2 separate regions of the Mus musculus genome follow, and region 1 is linked to region 2. A link is a loop called in an ENCODE intact Hi-C map of the cell type or tissue named here. Cell type or tissue: gastrocnemius. All regions are shown on one strand. Links, peaks and the distances in the headings refer to the core of each region. The heading gives the core; the rest is flanking DNA.

Region 1 (5,569 bases), core at 968-4,967, 450 kb before region 2:
TGTCAGCATCCACGCTGGCAGCTCGGTGTTCAGTTACATTTCTGAACTGTGAGCTTGATGCAGGAAATAAGAACCTGGAGGGTCAGGCAGAACTCCTTAGCTCTTAAAGGTTCTTAAAGGAAAATTGGGCACGTAGAAGCCACCCAACAGATAGTAAAGGAGAGCTGAGAGTGATATGCCAGCTCTGTGCCAAGCATTCCGCCGAGCCACCCGCCCTAGCAAGAGGCCCTGCCCGTAGCCACCTCGAAACAAAGAAGCTACAGTGATCCAGTCACTGGGCACAGGCCATGAAGCAGCCCCTGCACGGGTCTGGGACAGCCTCCTGAGCGTCACATCAGTTGGGGTCACCTCTGTGCAGAAACACCACCCCAGCAAACACGGGAGACCTGCGGTGGAGAGCTTTATCAGTAATCACTGTGTTTATTCCCAGTATTCCAGGTCTGAGGTTGTTCTCACCTTCTTTGAAAGATCGCCTTTGGATCAGGTGTTAAAAAATGATAATGTCCATAAGATCCAACCCAGCTTTCAAAGTCCTGTTAAAATATCAGGTAAGAGCCTCGATGAAGGTGTGGGAGGACTGTGGTGAAGGCGTGGGAGGATTGTGATGAAGGTGAGGGAGGACTGTGGTGAAGGCATGGGAGGACTGTGATGAAGGTGAGGGAGGACTGTGGTGAAGGCATGGGAGGACTGTGATGAAGGTGAGGGAGGACTGTGGTGAAGGCATGGGAGGACTGTGATGAAGGCGTGGGAGGACTGTGGTAAAGGTGTGGGAGGACTGTGGTGAAGGCGAGGGAGGACTGTGGTGAAGGCATGGGAGGACTGTGATGAAGGTGAGGGAGGACTGTGGTGAAGGCATGGGAGGACTGTGATGAAGGTGAGGGAGGACTGTGGTGAAGGCATGGGAGGACTGTGATGAAGGTGTGGGAGGACTGTGGTGAAGGCATGGGAGGACTGTGATGAAGGTGAGGGAGGACTGTGGTGAAGGCATGGGAGGATTGTGATGAAGGTGAGGGAGGACTGTGGTGAAGGCGTGGGAGGATTGTGCTTAGTGGCTGTGGTTTCAAGGCCCTTTCCAGTGTGTCTATGGGGTGGGTGGACTCAGCCTCTACCACTGACTGGGCTCTAGAAAGGTCACTTCCCTGGCTCAGAAAAATGATCGCTGAATCCTTACTAAGCAGCGTTAAGTACCTTCTACTTGGTGACTGCCAAGTGTGTTATTTTTACTTCCAAAGGAGTTAATTTGACATATTAGTTAGAATACTTAAGAAAGAATATAATGACGATGAAAATATTAGGGAGGCATTCTTTTAAACAATATTTATTATTTTAGTTTTGTGTCTGTATATGTGTTTTGTCTGCACGTCTGTAGCATGTATATTTACATGTGTGTGCCTGGTGTCCACAGAGGCTAAAGAAGGCACTGGAGCTCTCAGAACTGGAGTGGTAGACGGTTGTGAGCCACCAGGTGGGTGCTGGGAACTGAGTGTGGGTCTTCTGGAAGAACATCAAGTATTCTTAACTGCTGAGCGTATCTTCAGCCCCAGGAAAGCATTTCTGAGGTAATGACTGGAGTCAGTGGCCGACCTGCGGAAGTGAGGGAGCCCCTTTGAGGAGGTGTTGAATTTGGCTGTTGGCTTTAGGGAAGCTTTTAGCTTTGGTATTGTTGGCATTGACATTGTACTGAGCCTTCTAGCACTGAAAGTCAGCCACTGTAAGGGGAAGTCAACACCGTGAGGCCTACAGAGGAAGGAAGGGGCCCCATGGCCTGCTTGCTGTTTTCCTAAAAGCTGGCTATACTTGTCCAGATAATTGTTTTATTTTTTATTTTTTTATTTTTTCATTTCTTTGGGAGGCTAACCTTTAACTTACTATTTAGCGCAGGCTGGCCTTGAACTTACAACAGTCCTCCCTAACTATGTCAACCTCCTCAGTATTGGAATTATAGGCATACACCACTTGCGGGAGAACCCACGACCGTGAGTGCACAGGGTGGGTGGTCCATATGGGCTGTTCATTGTGTAGCAACTTCCTGGTTATCTTAGAGGAGAGCAGGCAGTTTAAGGGCCTAGGGGTCTTTTTTAAACTGGCATCTGAGCTCTAGAACCTTCTATTCAGCTGATTGCATGTAGTGAGGCAGTTTGTCTGGGTTGTCTGAACAATGGATGACTTTTGATCTTGTCATATCATATCCAGATCTTGGGGCTCCTCCACTGGACTCTGGTTATTGTTTGTGTTGTGACCCTCAAGGGTCACCAAGGCAAACCCTCCCTCCCACTTCATTCCCTCCAAGTCTTTCCATTTAAGAAACAGATGGCGATGGTGAAGACCTACACCGACCTTTCTCTTCTTCTCTTGGGGGATTTCTTCCTGCACTCTGGCATTTGGAGAGCCGGTGGGTGCCATGGAGTTGCCACAGATTCCCCTATCTGGGGATGCTGATTTATGGAGCCTGGGACTTGAGAGGCCTGTTTTTTCTCTTTGGATGTTGAGGCTGTAGGTGGTGAGGGCTCCACCAGATGGCAGCAGGCACTGGTTGTACTGAAGAAATCCTGTCAATATTCTAGTGCTTTGGCAAGGATAGCCACTCAGACTTAAGCATTCATTTCCTGTGTTGATCTAAATGTTTATCAAACCCAAGAGCACACGGATGCGGTGCAGCCATGACTACGTAGCACTAAGGAAACAGAGGTCTCAGGTCTCAGCTTCTCTGGGATATGCTAGTAGAACCCGTAGATTTCATCCACAGAAGTAAGTTGTTCCCATCAAGGTTTGATAGGGAATACTTTTTGTTGTTGTTCATTAATCCAGTATCCATTCGATCTTAGCCATAAGCTTTACTATATAGAGATAGACAGGTCATCTAGTTAACAAAAGGATATTGCTTAGGCTTTTGTTCTGTTGTTGGAGTAAACTGAAAATATAATGCTAGGGAGGACTTAGAAAGGAGGAAGGCGGTACTGTGAATGCTTCCGAGGCTGGTTAAAGACCTGCAGAAGAAAGGAATCAGGAAATTGATGACCTGAAGGGTTAATGACAGTTAGGAAAATCACCATTACAACACCATGTACACTAACTGGGAAATATTGCAAATTTTTTCCAGTGATGGAGATAAGCTAAGACCAATGGGGGAAGTTCAAGGAAAAACAGGGTTGTTTGCACAGTATTAAGACCTTGTTCTCTGAGATATTTGATAATGGCAAAGAGAAAGCAACCTACCCATCCCGGTTTAGCATCGCCAGTAGGCCTGTGCACACTGTTGCAACACACACATGCACACACGCATGCCCCATACTTCCACAGAGGGGCACTCAACATGCCTTGTGGGATTCTGCCCAGTGACATATCATCACCGAGTTTTAGCCACCTGGATATCCAGCTCCAAGGAAGAGTTGTGAAGTCGCTCACCTGAATTCCTCACAAGGCCTGCATGAGAAACACGGACAGACCAAAGCCATCAGAGTCAAGGAGATCCCGACAGCTCAGTGTAGCCAAGTTCTGGACTGCATCTGTAGCAGAAGAAAGTAGCAGTAGTGAGGCACTAGAGAAACCCCAATGAAGGGGCTTTACACTCAGTAGCATCATCCACTGGGTATTCCCTGAATGTGATGAGGGACCTTAACTGTACGAAGTATTGACAATAGGGGGGCTGCTATGGGTCATGTGGGAGTCCTGTCTGTGCCTTCATGGCTTACCTACAATTCTAAAATTAACTATAAATTAAGCATTACAGAATAGGAACATAGGAACATGAAAGCATCTTGCGGTCTAGAGAATGGCTCAGAGGCAGAACCATGCCTAGCAAGGCGAGACCTTGAGTTTGATCCTTGCACAGGGTGTGGGGTTAACCTGAAAATGAACTGTTTTCTAGAGTTAGGGATGTGGCCTAAAAAATTAAACCAGCTAGTGATTTTTTTTGCTGTGGGTTCTAAACTGACATGTGAGGAATTCGTATTTTAAGTTTGTTTGAAAATGGGCTGCAGGCACTGTAATATTTCTTTAATTATAACACTTTCTTCAGTTTCTTAATTATTATTCTTGTGTGACAACAGGTGGAAAATCATGAGCAAGTGTCATGGTAATAATGAGTATTATTTGAGACTTAAGTGTTTGTTAGAGTCTTCAGACAATCTTCCTGTTTAATGCAGCTGAGCCCTGTATAGAGGACAACCAAGCAGAACTAACCTGTTCTCCAGGCACAGGTAGCAGGAACAAGGTTGGAAACAGCTGTACTTGGGGTCAGTGTGCATACGTGCTAATGTCGTGGCTTACCAGCAGCACAGCAGTCTGCAGTCCCATAATATGAACATCAACAAGGCCTTACTGAGCTTGAAGGTACAAGTTCTTTGTCCACGTCACTTCCGTTGGTTACTCTCCTCATTACTGTCACTAAAGACACAGCTTAAAGGAGAAAGGGTTTATTTTGACTTCCAGTTTAGAAGGGATACAGCCCATCGTATAGAGGAAGGCATGGTTGTGGGGGTGTGAGACAGCTGGTCACATTGTAGCTGCAGTCAAGAGGCAGAGTAGACAGGAAGTTGGGCCAGGCTATGAAACTACAAACCCACCCCTAAGTGACTCACCCCAGTGAGGATCCCCTCCTAAAGGTACCCCAATCTTCCAAAGCAGCACGACTGGCTGGGGATTAAGTGTTCAAACACACAAACCTACAGGGGACATTTCACCCTCAAGTCACTGCACCACCCTCCAGTAGAGACTGATCCAAGAGTAACTTCCCATTCAGGAGGTTGTTGATCAGTGTGTAGATGGCGACTGGGGAGGGCAGTGCTGCAGGACTATTAGCAAAGTGGTCGTTTTAAACTGATGGCCCCTGCAGGTAGACACACGATAAGCTCAGGCTTTCCTTGTTGTAAATTTTGGATAACCCTTCTTAGGTTTTTAAGTGATGACTCTTCTTAAGGTATTGCTTTTAAGTGAATGGAAGAAATGAAAATATAAACTGTCACAGAATCTTTGCTCCAGTGTTAGCTAGCTCAGGCATAGGGAGAGCCGTGTGTGTCGGGCTAGGCTTTGAGCCTGCTGTGGTACCTGCTTTTGTGTTCGTGATTCTTGGTGAGCCATCCGTTTCCAAGCTGGTTTGGAATGGATGCACTGATGGTTTATAGACTCCATCTGTGTGCTCAGGAGACTGCTGGTTCAGCGTGATGAGGGTAACCTAGGGATGCAGGAGGAACCCAGAGCTTCTGGGGACTATCTTTGGTGAAATACCAGCATTTTGACCAATATCCCTCAGTGGCCTGGATCTAGGACTTTGAGAGATTGGAGACCAATATACTTTAGTGTCCTCAGGGCTATACTGGCCTTAGGAACTCTTTGTCATAGACATCTGAGGAGTGACTTGTTCCAAATCTATTCTGGAAAGTCCAGTAAAGATTCCACATCTTTGACTCTGCAGTTCACATTTAGCAAAGATTAGGCATGCAGATAGCTTCAGGAGTTTGTACAGAAGTGTCTTGCATCCCAGGATTCATTCCCGATCCCGGATTCCCATGGTAGCTGGGAGGATAAGACTTGGGCTGTCAGTTAGCAGTGTGAAGGCTGTACTGGGGCT
Region 2 (5,569 bases), core at 634-4,633:
ACGTTCTAAAGTCCACCTTGCCAAGATGACAAACTAGAAAAATATTTGGCCCTCGGTGATGTTTTGTACCTGCAGTGGTTGAAAGGAAACTGTGGCCACTTCCAAGCCAGGCTTGGAAGAGTCTCCATGGGAACTCTTCCCACGGGTGGTTTGTGCAGCATTTTCTTGCAAATAAACCCATGAAGAATTCCCATGAGAGTCCCAGGATAAACATGCTGCTTCCCTACTACCCACTCCACACAGAAACACCCAAGATGATTGAAGGTGTGGTCCACCGGTTTCCTCTTTCTTATGAAAGTCTTACTCTGCTCTACACTATGTTGAAAAGAAACCTTTTGAAGGAAAAACAACAGTGTTCTTACTCAATATCGCTCCTATTACTTTGATAGAACACCATGACCAAAAGCAAGCTGGGGAGGAAACCATTTATTTTGTTTATGCTTCCACATCATAGTTCATCATAAAGAGAAATCAGTATAGAACTCAAACAGGGCAGGAAAGGGAAAGCAGAAGCTAATGTAGAGGCCATTAAGGGTTGCTGCTTACTGGTTTGCTCCTCATGGCTTGCTCAGCCTGCTTTCTTATAGAATCCAGGACCAGCAGCCAAGGGATGGCACCACCCATAATGGGCTGAGCCCTCCTCCATCAGTTACTAATTAAGAAAATGCCCTACAGACTTAGCTGCAGCCTGGTCTTATGGAGATATTTTCTCAGTTGGGATTCCCTACTCTCAGATGACTTTGGCTTGTGTCAAGTTGACATAAAATTAGCCAGCCCAAACTACAAAAATTAAGGTGCCAGGAACAAGAGACATATACCAGGATATGTTTTCTACACAAATTCATGATAACCTCTTTTCCTGTGGGTGGTAGAGACTAAAGCAACGGTTCTCAACCTGTGGGTTACAACCCCTTTGGGAATCACATCTTAGATATCCAGCATATCAGATATTTATATCATAACTAATGACAGTAGCAAAATTACAGTTATAAAGTAGTAATGAAATGATTTCATGGTTGGGGGTTACTACAACATGAGGAACTGTATTAAAGGGTTGCAGTGTTAGGAAGGTTGAGAACCTCTTGGCTAGAGTGAACCTTGTCTCACCAAATTTTGTTCAGACGATTACAGGGAGCCACTTAGCCTTAGCCCACTGATGTTTACACTAGCTGGAGAGCAGCTTCCACAACTCCTACCCTAGGCCTTAGACATTAGTTAAATGGAAGGTGGGCTGGGAAAGAGAGGTTTCCATCCTTTCATAATCTCTCCCCTTGTCTTGGGCAGAAGTGACAGGAATTCTAGGATGATGTAGATGTAGCCAGTGGCTGTTTCTGTTGGGGTGGGGGGTCATCTTTTCTCTCCACTGTTATTTGGAATCTGAAAACAGGAACTCCTGTAACCTACAGTGACTTCCTTTACCCACAACAATGGGACAAGGGAAGAGAAAGGGCAGCTGCTGGTGATGCTGACAAGCTGATTCAAGGTCAGCAAAATTCCTCACAAATTTGTGGAGCCCCAGTCACAGACTGTCTGTCCTTGCCTTGTGCACCATCCTAGCTTCTTATCCACTAATTACTATTTGCCTGCTGTTCAGGTGGCTCCATTCTTTTACTATAGTCCAGATCATCTGCATCAGACTGGCCTTGAGACCTTCCCCTCTGAGCAAGTTCCCTATGTCTGTCTTCTGCTCTACTGTTGCCTTGAGACAAGATATCACACAAAGAAGGATTTGCCAACCGTCCACTGATGGATAGCATCTGTTTATAGAAATGATGCAAGTGAGTGTAGCTCAGTGCTACAGTGTGTAGTGTGTACTGATCATGTACACAACCCTGGGTTCAATCCCTAACACCCATACCCAGTAAACTATGCCTATTGGTCATGTACAGTTCTTACCATTAACCCCTAAATACAGCACCTATTTACACAGCATTTGCATTGTGTTAACATTATGAATAATGGTAAATGATGCAAACAACATGTAGGCCCCATGCATTACCATAACATTTTCTATAAGATATTTGAGCATCTGGGAGTCCTGGTAACAGCCCTCCTAGATACCAAGGAAGAAATATATATATATATATAATTCCACAAATTGCAATTCATGTTATTGTTTGTACCTGGATAGTTTTGCTAGTTCTTCACTTCTGTGCCAATGAGTACAGTATTTGCTTAACTTCACAGAAATTCAATCAAGGAAAGCTAGAAACATAAAGGAGGAAGTAAAACCTAGGAAGGGGTGTGTTCATATTTTTGTATGAGTTGATGGTTCACATTTATTTCTGATTCACACTTCGCTCCCCCTACTGAGGCTGCCCATTGGCAGTGGTCAGAGAGTTGTTACCCAAAGTAAAGCTATCGGGTGGACAGTGACAATGCCATGCTTCTAAGAAACACGGAAGCCTAACTTGGTTTGTGTGGTGAAGCCTCACTGCTATATAAACATGGGCATAGGCTGCCCTCTAGTGAACTCCCAGCGCAACAGGAAGGAGCTCTGACCAGTCAGCCTTTTAGAGGGAAATGAATGTGACACCAAGCACAAGAAGATCCCGAGAGACTTCAAAAAGAAACAAACAAAACCAAAACTGGCATGCCATTTTTCTTACAAAATTGTCTGTAATAATATTAAATCCAGGAAATCACTAATAGTGAAACATAAAGTATTTTCATAGGAAAAATAAACAAAGACATACAACTGTTTCAAATATGATTTAGCAACAGGACATGTGGGGGAAAATAAGTCACTATCTGGTGTCACCATGCGGACATCCTTGAGTCTCCAATGCATACCTAGATGCTCAACAAAAATCAGGAGGCAGGAAATAAAACCTGAGGTGCTGGGGGTGTCGCTCGTAGGCTCTCACCTTGTAGCCCAGGTTGGCCTAGACTGTCCACATTCCTTGGTCTCCCAAGTGCTGGAATTACAGGGCATGCTACCACATGAGGCAAACTTTTTTTTTTAAGTAGAAATGCTTCATGATAGTATGAACCATATACCCACAAACAGAATCATTTAGTATCCTAGAGTATCGAGTATTACACATTGTTCTATTTGCTGTCCTTTAATATAACTGGCAGTGCAGTAGGTCTGTCTATACCAGCACCACTACAATCATGTAGAAATGGGTTGTGCTGTGATCTCTGTGACAGCCACAGCTATAAAATCCTCAGAGATGTTTCACTATAATCCTACAAGGCCACTGCTATATATACAGTTTGCCACTAGACGGGACTGGATTCTCTATTACATATGTATATAAACATACTCGAAATCATATACATATGCCTATAAATTAAATGGGCTATAAATCAAACATATTTCAGCCAATATTGTTATTAATGTGATATATTACTTTGTTATTGTTCACTTGGTGTCATGTGAGACTTGCCTGAGGCTTAGCGGCTTCACACACTTCCTACATGGGGGGCTGGCTGTATTCTGCTTTCTTGCATGGCAACTCTAATGGGCAGAGGCAAGAGAAAGCAAAACCCAGAGAAATACAATCTTATCAAAAGTCTCAATCAAACAGGTCCCTGATACACCCCTCCCATCCTGTGACTTACCGAAGGGGCCAGATTTACCAGAAATTCTGAATGGCTGTTTTGGTATTATTCACCCGACAAATGGGCCAAATCTCATAGCTCTCTGACCCATGCCTGTGGGTGAGCTGGCCTTTTTACCTAGGAAGTCATTGTGATCTATGGCCATCCAGTATTTATTACATGCAAACTGTGAGACAGCTGATATTCCAGGAAATAATCCTTGCCCCTGACAGGTGCATGGAAGAGCAATACCAAAAGGCTCATCATGAGCAAATGTTGACAGAAAGATGCCAATGTCTTTCAAAGGTGGTGCAGGATACTACTTGGGAAGACTGGTACCTGGACAGCACTAAGAGCAAGCATATCCCTCCTCAGTGCACCCCTTGTTGGACCAGCACTATGACTTCCTAGGTGGCTCTTTTTAGCACTCAATTGTTTTTTGTTTTGTTTTGTTTTTTAATTGTCTTATACAAAGTACTGAGGACATGAAAGTGTGGGGAAGAGGTTCCTTAGCCAAGCCTGGTCATATTTAACAAATGACTTAAGTTCTATGGCTTATGGTATCTATAGGTCAGTGACCTGGGCAATGCTTACCTGGATCCTTGCTCCAAGCCACAGTGCCCTGAGGCAGGATTTACCTACAGGCTCAGCGGTCATTGGTAGGATCCAGTCCTTCATGAGTTAACTGGGGCCACCTCATTTCCTGCTATGTGTACCCCAACAACACAACAGTTTGTTTTATTACACTCAGAGTCTCTCTACCCTGTTTGTGGAAGAGACATCTCGTTAACTCTGCAGTGCTTTATGGGCACGGATTTATTAGAAATTATTTCTTCCAGCCCACATATAAGGCAAAGGTTAAGAATACTGGAAGGTGGAAATTATCTTAAAATTCTGACATAAAGTCAAGTAATGCCCAAGGGCCAGTTGACCAAGTCTTGGCCAGTTGCTGAGAAAATACCAGAGACTACAGATTGAGCAAGATTTGGTCTTGCCCTTGAGCACCTCTAGAGCACAGACACACACAGACATATACCATGAGGATACCGTCTGCCAGAGGGAGGACTCGGAGAGGTCTGGACCTGCTCCATAGCTTGCTTAGCCTGGATTCTGCAGAGTCCAAGGAAGCCAACAGGAGCCACATGAACTGCCTGGCAGGCAGTGAGAGCACCAAGTCATGTCTCCTACATTAACCCAGGAGTAGTCTGAGGGCCTTGCCCTTATAAGAACTACTGAGAGGACCATGAGCAGCCATGGTGATGTGGAAAGGATGTACAGTCTCTGGGAGCTTGCAAAGAAGAGGTGAGGCTGGCAGCTGCCTCACTCTGACTGTGGGGTAATGGGGATCTGTAAGGACAGGCCTCGAATCCAAAGCTGGAAGAGTTTGAGAGTTAATAGCTTGAGTGCCATGTATGTGATATAGAATTCATCCATTTAGATTTCCAGTTCCTCACCCATCAATTATAGACCACTTATACCCTCATGCCCCTTTGCAGTTTCACCCTCCTAGCCCCAGGCAATCACTGCCCTGCTTTCTGTCTCTCTAGATCAGATCTTCAGACATTTCATGTGAATGGAATTGTACAACAATTTTCATGGTGTAACATGTCAGTGTCTCATGCCTTGAAAGGCTAAGCAATATTCCATTATATCTGGATATGCCACATTTTATTTATCACTCAACAGCCGATAGACATTTGGATTGTTCCCAGTGCTATAAGGCATAAACATTTGCTTGTAAATGTTTGTCTGTGCATATGGTTTTACTTGTTTTGTACATGGAATTGCTAGCTATATAAAAAATTGTTTCCTTTCAAGAGAATGTCTACCTGTTTTCCATCCTGCTCCCAGGAGGCTATTGGAGAACTCCAGCCCCTCTAGGATCTCACCAACATGTTGTTCTGTCTTTACTCCAGGCTTTCTCAAAGGTGTTTTGAAGCCAAGTTGAGTTCAATAGGACATATCCTTTGTCAGAGGCAGGCTTTGGAAGCATCTGCCCCTGGCTGTGTGGCTTCTACTTCTG

What was found. Peaks named below come from ENCODE experiments on the same cell type or tissue, not always from the same donor. Only the 100,000 strongest peaks of a DNase experiment are listed, where the experiment ranks them.
Region 1: a loop joins it to region 2, with 14 times the contacts of the local background. A loop is called at or near these places in 39 of 42 quality-filtered maps.

The regions. Positions count from the first base shown.
Region 1 is chr13:34,633,144-34,638,712 of GRCm38, reverse strand. It overlaps Pxdc1 (PX domain containing 1), which reads left to right. Exons shown (of 5, transcript NM_025831.3): 3 at 431-548. Among named protein-coding and RNA genes, the nearest start is that of Pxdc1, 17 kb to the left of the region's middle. In gastrocnemius, for the core only: a CTCF peak has its summit at 2,512 (motif pointing right); a DNase peak (open chromatin) is centred at 2,512.
Region 2 is chr13:34,184,563-34,190,131 of GRCm38, reverse strand. All of the region lies in intron 9 of Slc22a23 (solute carrier family 22, member 23), which reads left to right. Among named protein-coding and RNA genes, the nearest start is that of Gm52037, 11 kb to the left of the region's middle. In gastrocnemius, for the core only: a CTCF peak has its summit at 2,470 (motif pointing left); a DNase peak (open chromatin) is centred at 2,454; H3K4me3 peaks cover 255 bases; H3K27ac peaks cover 495 bases.